3 separate regions of the Homo sapiens genome follow, and regions 1 and 2 are each linked to region 3. Evidence: chromatin contacts called from ENCODE Hi-C or POLR2A ChIA-PET data. All regions are on one chromosome and are shown on one strand. Each heading gives the region's core, a stretch centred on a gene start or an enhancer-like site at or near the end of the contact. The rest is flanking DNA. Distances are from core to core; before and after follow the strand shown.

Region 1 (3,188 bases), core at 453-2,952, 250 kb after region 3:
CAAGCGGACATGGGGACCAGGAGAGCAGCCCCAGCCCAGCTCCCAGCACCTGTATCTCCCTCCACTCTGCCGGCACCCCTGCTCGCTCCTGGTCCCATGGCTAATCCTTGGATCTAAGGCTAGGCTGCCCTAGGATGAATCTAGCCACCCTCAAACTCCCACTAGGGCAGGGGGCAGGGGGCAGGGAGTGGAGGCGGGTGTTTCATGTGGCAGCCCCTCTGAAGACACTGTGGCCACCTGCGAAAGAGCAGTGTGTCTGGGAGAATGGACCCAGGGCCTAGAGGGCAGCAGAGGGCAATACAGGGCTGCTTCGTCCCTTTGAATTCATACGTTGAATCTCTAATCCCTAGTATATCAGAATGCGATTGTATTTGGAGGTAGGACCTTTAAAGAAGTGCCAGGCACTGTGGCTCACACCTGTAATCCCAGCACTTTGGGAGGCCGAGGCGGGTGAATCACACGAGGTTGGGAGTTCGAGACCAGCCTGGCCAACATGGAGAAAACCCGTCTCTACTAAAAATACAAAATTAGCCAGGTGTGATGGCGCATGCCTGTAATCTCAGCTACTCAGGAGGCTGAGGCAGGATAATTGCTTGAACTGGGAGGCGGAGGTTGCAGTAAGCCGAGATCGCGCCATTGCACTCCAGCCTGGGCAACAAGAGTGAAACTCTGTCTCAAAAAAAAAAAAAAAAAAAGTGATTAAGGTACAATAGGTACAATAGATCATTAGGTGGACTCTAATCCTTGATGAATGCTGTCCTTATAAAAATGGGACTTTTGAACATAGAGAGATGCAGAGGGGATATGATGTGAGGCCCCAGGGAGAAGATGACCATATACAGCCACGGAGGGGCCGGAAGGAACCAACTGAACAGATGGAGTCCACGTCCTTGATGTTGAACTTCAGCCTCTAGAACTGTGAGAAAGAAGATTTCTGTGTCTAGGGGCCTGTCTGTGGGGCAGGGTGGTGGCGGTCCACGCGGAGAGGGTGGGAGGCACTGGCAGGACGGGGCAGTGGTGGCAACAGAGATTGGTTTCTGCGGGGATGGGGGGAGAGAAGGAATGAAGGACGGCGGGAAGCAGGTTTCTCACTGCTGGAGAAGGGAATTAGACATAGGGGAAGGGCGGAAAAGAGAAGGAATCTGTGGTAGAGCTGGAGTTACTGGGCGAGCTCATGATTTGTCTACACGTGGAGACAGAAACGGCAATGCACACGGATCTGAGCGTGTCGGCTGAGAAGGCGCGGGAGCAGGGGGCCCCAGCAACGGCACACCGGGGCTCTGTAAAGAGAGGGAGGGGACCGGGCTCACTTTTGCCCACCCAAAGCTCCCGTAGCTGAGCTCCCAGCTTGTCTCACCAAATCCTCCCCACAACCCTGTGAATCGGGACGTTTAAGAAGATCTGAGGCTTCCAGAGATGAAATCCCTTGTGTAGTCCCACAGCAGAGCCCGGCGGTGAAGCCAGACCCTCGGACTCCAGCTCCCAGCCCCATCACCATTGTTACTCAGCCCCACCAGTCAGAGGGCGTGTGCGCGTGTGTGTGTGCACGCGCGCGCCTGTGAGCTCGCGCGGGGCAGGAGCGGGCAGGAGCCGGCAGCACCCGCCCCTTTCTCCCGGTGTCTGTACCCGGGAGGGGCTGATTTGGCCGCGGTGGACTCCACCCTAGTGCCCCGGCAAGCCCTGTACATGCAGTGCTACTGCCATCTCGTGGTCGCCTTGAAACACTGACCCTGAGCAGGGGCCGTAGACCGTGCTCAGGACTCAGAACTGGGCCTACCTCCAGCCACCTTGGAGCGGGCAAAGGCTTCCTAAAGCGCCTACCGAGAGCCCGCAGAGCCCAATCCAGGAACGCCAGGGGGACCCTGCCGTGTTGCCAGGATCAAGACAGCCCTGACCCTCTTAGGGTTAGCAGCCCAGACCAGGAGGAAAGACAGACACAGTCCTTTGGTTCTCTCCCAGTGGGGAGTAGGGACAGACGTTATTCTGGAGCTGGGAAGGCAATACCAGAGGCAGAGCAGGGGTCCCTAGAATTACTGAGGAGTCTGAGGGGCAGGGCTCTGAGCCAGGTGTCTGGAGCAGAGGCCATTCTGGAAGGGAGCAGGGAACCATCCGTGACAATAACAACATGTACAGAGCATTGTCTACATGGCAGGTGCTGAGTTACTTGTTGGCTCAGTCAACCCTAACAACCCTATGAGGCAACGAGTGTTATCTGCCCATTTTACCAGTGAGAAAACAGAAGCACAGAAAGGTTAAGTAATTTGCCTAAGGTCACACAGCCCAGAAGTGGCCGGTCTGGGAGGTGGGTACTGACACTAGGGCAGGAGGTGGAGGGGTCGGTGTCCAGGCCCAGGGTGGGATCGTGGTGGCCCAGGGGAGCCAGGAGGGAGAGGGCTTGGTGGAGGCTCTGCAAAAGGCTTCCTCAAAGGCAGGCCTGGGGCTGCCCCCCAGGCGCCCTTTCCCCTGCCCACCAGCCCCTCCCAGCTCCACTCAACCCCTCCCCTCCATGCCCCCGGCCCAGCGCCTTCCGATGTAGCTGGGCCCAGCGGGAGCGGCGGCACCTCGTTAATCCTGCCCTGTGGTGCCAGGTGGAGGCCCTGCTCCTACCCAAGGCTCCCACCAGACAGCTGGCCCTCATTTTCTTGGGGCCAAGACTTCCTGCAGCTGTAAAGTGATCCCGCCCAGGCCTGCAGCCTCAGACAGAGCCTGCTGCCAGGGAACCCAGCCTGACTGCACTGATGAATTCCCGCCAGCGCCCCCCCCCCCAGCCCCCATGCAGCCCCAGCAGCCTTCTCTCTGAAGGAGGCCTTCAGGCAGCCTGGAACTGTTCCAGCCAGCCAAGCCGAGACCTCTGCAGGGGCCACCTCCTGCCTGGCATTCAAGGCCCTTCATGGCCCAGCCCACCCCATCTTACCTCAGCAGCCTTAGGCCGTCCTCACAGAGAGCCTCCTGGCCCTGGGCGTCCCGTCCCATCTTCTTCTTTTCACAGCGTGAAACAATGATTGAGTTTATGTCTGTCTTTCTCGTCCCTTTCCCTCCCACGTGACCCCACAGGGCTGGCACCTGGCCGCTTCACTTCTGTCTGGCGGGCACCTAGCGCTATGCTGTGTGCAGCTGGCTCCCAGGGGATGCACCCACAGGGAGGAATGAACAACCTGGCAGTTTTCACCCTTAGCACCTGAGGCCCT
Region 2 (3,242 bases), core at 144-2,643, 140 kb before region 3:
AAGCAGGCTGTTTCTAGATCCCTCTCTGGACATTTTTCTTCACTGTTAATGCTTCTCTCATCAACCTTTTAATTATTTTTATCTCTTTAATTACTGCAGGCGAGTTTATACCGAGGTGGCTACAGCCGATTTGCCCCCTACTGAAGTGACGTGAGACCCCTGCAAATGGGACAGCCCCCCAGTTCATGAGGCCTGGCTATTGCAATATTTACTAGTAGAGGAACTCTATAGCAAGATGAAGAGGAAAAACAAACAAACAAACAAAAAAAAACACAAAAAAAGAAAGAATACTTTTTTATACCTCACTATGTTCTTTGAATATGTATTTTTCCTTTAAATTTCTGCCTTTAATTCTTTTGTTCCAAAGATTGTGCATTTTTTTCTTTTTTTTTTTAAACTGTGGTAAAAAAAAAAAAAATAATGCATTTCCATGTCTGTATGTCCGTGCTTAGCTTATTCTATCAATCACGGAAGAGGCAGTCAAGGAGGAAGGAGAGACATTAGGAGCCGATAAATGCATCTGATCAGAAATCAGCAGACAGAATTACCAAAGTGTATCTGGTGCTGAATGACTGGGGGACAAGCAGAAGTGGAAGAGATCTTTCTGCAACAGGATATTCTTCTAGTCTTCTGAGTTTCTGGTCTTTGACAGGCAATTCTGGTTGGCTGTGGCTGGAATCCACATGCTGATAGATAGGAATTTGTGCTTACAAAGCAGGAGAATTAAAAAGACGCTTTCCTCTCCTCTTCCCTCCTGTCTTCTCCGTTCTTTTTACAATCATCTTACACGCACAGCCTGAGACAGCTGGCATAGTTTTTGGAATTATAGTATTGATATTTCCAAACGTGCTCTCAGACAGTGGATAATAAACACCTCATTAGGAAACCGATCTCAGAATGAACTCTGGAGTATGAAAAAGATCATTTCTTTTTGTTCCTGTAACCTAGCATTCCTTCTAGGCTTCTTCTCCTTTAATTGAACCACAGCTTAGCTCATGTATTCTTTTATTAACACCCTGCTCTCATGTCCATAAGATTCAGGAATTTAGGACCCAGGGACAGAAAAGTGAATAAGCCAGTGACCAGATTTCCCCCAGATGTCTTGAGGATTAGAAGTACAAATTGTTGACAGCCATTAAAGAGGGTGAGGAAGGGAAAAGGAATATTAGAAGATCTGGTATTTCTTACTTTTTTCTTGCCTCAGAAAGTACAAAGTTTAAAAAATAGAATAAAGAATCTGCTGGGGAAAGATAGAGTACCAGGTCCTAGGTCAGTAGTCCCTGGAAGTTTTGGTGATGAGGACATGGAAGGGCAGGCAGAGGCACTTTGTACTTGCTCCAAAGCCATAGGAATTTTCATCTTCCAGAGCCTTTATGAGTCACTTCTCTATCCACAGTCTTGAGCCTGTGGCTATCCCGCTGAGCTTCTCACTGTCCTCCAAAAACACCCCGCTGAGCACCCGGACCACTTTGTACACATTAACACTACAGGACATAAAATGCAGAGGCCCTGAGATTGCTGCCCTCCCATATTGGAAGGAGGGTCTGCGATGGCAAGGGTCTTCTATATCACCAGAAAGAGTCGCGCAGTGAGTCACTGCCGTTGCCATCTGGCTGTAATTTTCTATGTTATCAAGGTAGGAGGGAGTGTTTCTCTTCTAGCTGTTAGATAGAACTGATAAAAGCAAGTGTCCTACAGCATTTCCCAAATGAAGGCATTAGGAAATAGAAAAGCACGGTCTTTTTGGCTCCCTGGTCTAGTCACATTGGTACTAGGGTGACCTTTCACCCAAGGGACAGCTGCTAAAGGGAGTAATTCAGAGACATGGAGCTTCTGGTTATGGGTTTGTTTTGGGTTTGTTTTTAACTCCTGCCTCCACACATGTTCTTGACTGATAACTGACTCATGTCCCTGAATTAAAATGACTGACCTATGACAGCATCAAGCATTCTTTGTAAGCAGAGTGATATATCTGAGAGGGCGTTGACCTGTTGTGTAGAATACATATCCTTTCCCCCTTCAGAATCCTGTCTCGCCTCGTAACTGGGAGAGAGGCTGTGCCTGAAACTAGGGGCGATGTCAAGGAAGCTAGAGGCCTCGATGCAATTATTACTGACTCTGGGGAGGAAGACAGAGAATAAGGGGACACCAACTGCCCAGTCCACTGGCCATTTTTAAGGGTCCCCCCACCCCAAGCCAAAGTTTGGTTTGTTGCTGTTAAGACAATTTTTGTTGTATGTATATAAATATTTTAGTTAGAGGAGCGGGGAATGGGATGCGGGCTTTCACAGTTCTAGGGAATGGGGGCAGGGAGGATTTTGCTTTTGCTTTTGCTTTGAGGGAGAACTTTAGCTGACTAAAAAAACAGAAGTTTGGGGTCATGATCACAAAGGGGCCATTCCCAAAAGATGGCAAGCCACGTATTCAGTGGAGACTAGGCCAAATTCTAAATGGTTTTATCCATAGCAGGGGAGAATAGGAGAATGAGTTTAAGAGTTTTTCTCTTCTTTTTTCCTAGAAAGAGGTAAGGATAATGGGAAAGGTAGAGAAGGCGGCTCCCACAGACCTTTTAAGAGAGGCAGAATCTTGAGCTTGAGGCACCTTGAGTGCATCTCAGTTCAGCTGGTTCTGGCTGAGGCCTCCAAAGGCAAGCTCTGTGCTTTCCAGTGGTTTCTGCTGCATTTCCAGGGATGGTGTTTAACACCGCTTCCTCCAGCTCCCTTTTCTAAGAAAGAATAAATGGAGTTCTGCTTTTTATGAAAGGGTCTTTGGTTTTCAGTGTCAACACTGAGAATTGGGGCTCTTGCAAGCATCTGGATTTCACAGTATCAACCTCCCCGTCACCTTTTGAACTTTGAGACTCCGTACGGTCAACTTCACCAGAGGCAGGTTGCTCGAAGCAGCACTGCTTGTCTGTTCCTGACTCTGGTTCTCACTGTATTAAAAAAGAGAGTCAGAGGAGTCTGGCATTTCGTGAGTTTGTTAGAGGATGCTGGCTGATAATTCCAGAAAACTTACTGATGCTAAATCACAGTACATGCATGATTCTTTTTCAGCTTTACTATAGTTCATGACCTGGACTTTCTGTACTCTTGGAAGCTGGGCTCCTTAAAGGAGGCCTCTAGTGAACACCTTTATCTCCATGTCCCTCTTAGAGCCCAGAGAGCTGCCCATAGGCATTTTCCAGAATTCCTCATGTCACCTAGTTCAATTTCCATTAACTCAGATCAGCCATTGTGATT
Region 3 (3,097 bases), core at 312-2,811:
TAGGCTTCAGTCTAAGTCACAATCGTGAATAAGGCAGACATGGTCTCTGCTCTCATGAGGCTTCCGCGGTGTGGGGATGAAGGAGAAAGTAGCCCATGCTAGGCCTCGGGGACAATAAAGGATTTTTATGAGCAAAGAAGGGGCCGGACATAGTGACCTATGCCTGCAATCCAGCACTTTGGGAAGCTGAGGCAGGTAAGTCACTTGAGCTCAGGAGTTTGAGAACAACCTGGGCAACATGGCGAAACCCTGTCTCCACAAAAAAATAGAAAAATTAACTGAGCATGGTGGTGCACGCCTGTAGTCCCAGCTACTTGAGAGGCTGAAGTGGGAGATCACCTATGCCCAGGGAGGTCAATGCTGCACTGAGCCGTGACTGTGCCATTGCACTCCAGCCTGGGCAACAGAGTGAGGCTCTGTCTCAAAAAAAAAAAAAAAAAAAAAAAAAAAGAAGTAGGAAGAGAGTTTCAGGTGTAGGAATTGCCTAAGGAGTGGCTTTCCAAATTCACTCAGTCATATATTCACACATGCATTGATCAAATATTTCCTGAAGCCTGCAGGGTGCCAGGCACTGAGCTAGGCTCTGGGGTGCCACAGTGAAGCAGACAGGCCCTGCCCCTGCCTCGGGGAGCTGACGAGGCACAGGGCTCTGAGAGTATGAAGATGAGGTGTGGGAGTGATGGCGGGCCCAGTCATGGTGGATGAAAGTCATAAAGAGTCAGCTGCTGCATAAGTCAGGGTTTTCCAGAGAAACAGAACCAACGGGAAGTGTCTACATAAATGTTCATGTTGCCTTTTCTACATTCACTTTTTTTTTTTTTTTGAGATGGAGTCTCGCTCTGTCACCCTGGCTGGAGTGCAGTGGCGCAATCTTGGCTCACTGCAACCTCCATCTCTTAGGTTCAAGAGATTCTCGTGCCTCAGCCTCCCTTGTAGCTGAGATGACAGGCATGTGCCATCACACCTGGCTAATTTTTGTATTTTTAGTAGAGATGGGGTTTCGCCATGTTGGCCAGGCGATCCACCTGCCTTGGTCTCCCAAAGTGCTGGGATTACAGGTGTGAGCCACCGAACCAGGGTCCTACTGGGATACCACACTAGTATAACATGTGGATATGGATATAAAAGCATGTTGTAAACTGTAGAGTATTTTAGAAATTAAATGGTTCAGGAGGTCCCAGTAGGACCCTAGTTCTGAACATCTGATTCCTGAAGCTGAGCTCTGTGTGTGTGCGTGTCTCTGGGCACACACTGGGTGTGTGTGCGCGTTGGCATGTGTGAGTCTGAGTGTATCAATGTCTGTCTGACTCTCCTGCTGTCAGGTCTGATCTTGGCTTCTAGCCACATTACCTGCCACTTTGGAATCCACAAGAGTCACCCCCAGGACAGCCCAGGCAACTTCTTTAAAATCTGGCCCTCCTGACTCTGCCTGGGACTGTGGCTTTCTGGGTGGAGCCTGGAGAAGTTGGATAGGATGTAAAAGAAACCAGGGCTTGGGCAATATCTGGGGAGCAGAAGTGAGAAACCGTGAAGAGCTGTGCGGGGTGACTCACTCGAGACCTCAACGTGGACAGCGAGCCACTAGCTGAGCAGAGCTGGGGCATCAGGTGACAGCAAAACAATGAGGGACAGGCTTGATAAGGTATACACACATACACGCACATGCAAATACACACAGACACACACGTAAATACACAGACACATAAACACTCATATGTACACCACATGCACACACACATGCAAATACACACACAGACACAAACACATGTACACACATGCAAATACATACAGACACAAACACATGTACACACACATGCAAATACACACAGACACACACATAAATACACAGACACATAAACACTCATATGTACACCACATGCACACACACATGCAAATACACACACAGACACACACATGCAAATACACACACACAAACACATGTACACACATGCAAATACATACACAGACACAAACACATGTACACACACATGCAAATACACACAGACACATATACACAAACGTACACACACATGCAAATACACACACAGACACACACTCATACACATACACACAAATACACAGACACGCACATACACAAGCACATGTACACCCACATACAAATACACACATACAAATACACAGACACACAACCACATACATACACACATACACACAGACACAACCACACACACATGCACACATACATAACACACATACACATATGCACAACCACACATATATGCACAGAAATGTACACACACATGCACACATACACATGTACAATTCTCACACTCATGTACACATGGCACACAAATACATGCATATACACACAACCGCACATACACTCTCACACACACACACTCTTACATATATACATTCACACACAGACACACACATACATGCTCACAGACATACACACTCACACAATGCACACACACACACCCTCACACAAATGCACACACACATGTACATACACCTGCACATGGACACATACATAACACACATGCAAATACACACATACACACAAACACACATATATACACAAACATGTACACACAATACATGCACACACACACGCACAATTCTCACAAGCATGTACACGTGACACACATATACATGCATATACACACACCCGTGCACACATACACTCACACACTCATAAATACACACACATGCACACACACTCTTACATACACATACACACATTCACACTCTCACATACACACACATGCACACATAACACATGTACACACAAATACATACAATCACACACATATACCCATACACAAACACACTCACATGTACACAAACACACACATACATGCACACATAGACAATTCTCACATATACATGCACACATATGCACACACACATGCACGCACACACGCACACACGTTTGCCATTTTATTAGTAATGAAAATGGCATCTTATATTTCTATTCTATTGTGTTTTCTCTCTCAGGTGCACACATGCATACACACACACAGACACACACACATATGCACGCACATGCACACCATTCATTGTGTGCTCCCAGACACGTGAAAGTGGTATCTTAACAAACAGACACAAAACCTTCCCCTTCTACTGCCCTCTG

What was found. Hi-C counts contacts between places; a loop is a spot of excess contacts on that map. ChIA-PET counts read pairs that join two places held with the same protein, here RNA polymerase II (POLR2A). Pooled maps may share reads with other maps.
Region 1: a map of CD14-positive monocyte shows a loop between it and region 3 (6-fold over the local background). The contact joins two enhancer-like sites. A Hi-C loop is called at or near these places in 5 of 168 maps with a recorded cell type or tissue (CD14-positive monocyte, GM18951, colonic mucosa and 2 more) and 2 of 50 pooled maps. POLR2A ChIA-PET finds 5 or more read pairs at or near these places in 1 of 52 experiments (K562).
Region 2: POLR2A ChIA-PET joins it to region 3 with 12 read pairs in activated CD8-positive, alpha-beta memory T cell. The contact joins two enhancer-like sites. POLR2A ChIA-PET finds 5 or more read pairs at or near these places in 3 of 52 experiments (Panc1, WTC11 and activated CD8-positive, alpha-beta memory T cell).

The regions. Positions count from the first base shown.
Region 1 is chr22:35,349,430-35,352,617 of GRCh38, reverse strand. No RefSeq gene overlaps it. Among named protein-coding and RNA genes, the nearest start is that of MIR6069, 14 kb to the right of the region's middle. RefSeq lists enhancers at 1-140, 1,451-1,570, 1,137-1,645, 2,236-2,768, 2,769-3,188 and 1 more and a silencer at 1,671-1,790. Within about 2 kb of position 1,702, at least 26 of the 41 ENCODE cell types and tissues checked have a DNase peak (open chromatin) inside an H3K27ac peak, as active enhancers do; they include CD14-positive monocyte and psoas muscle, where a contact is called at or near this core.
Region 2 is chr22:35,741,107-35,744,348 of GRCh38, reverse strand. RBFOX2 (RNA binding fox-1 homolog 2) reads left to right here. Exons shown (of 14, transcript NM_001349999.2): 14 at 100-3,242. The coding sequence ends at 144. Among named protein-coding and RNA genes, the nearest start is that of APOL5, 25 kb to the right of the region's middle. Within about 2 kb of position 1,393, at least 4 of the 41 ENCODE cell types and tissues checked have a DNase peak (open chromatin) inside an H3K27ac peak, as active enhancers do.
Region 3 is chr22:35,600,800-35,603,896 of GRCh38, reverse strand. No RefSeq gene overlaps it. Among named protein-coding and RNA genes, the nearest start is that of MB, 15 kb to the left of the region's middle. Within about 2 kb of position 1,561, at least 5 of the 41 ENCODE cell types and tissues checked have a DNase peak (open chromatin) inside an H3K27ac peak, as active enhancers do; they include CD14-positive monocyte and psoas muscle, where a contact is called at or near this core.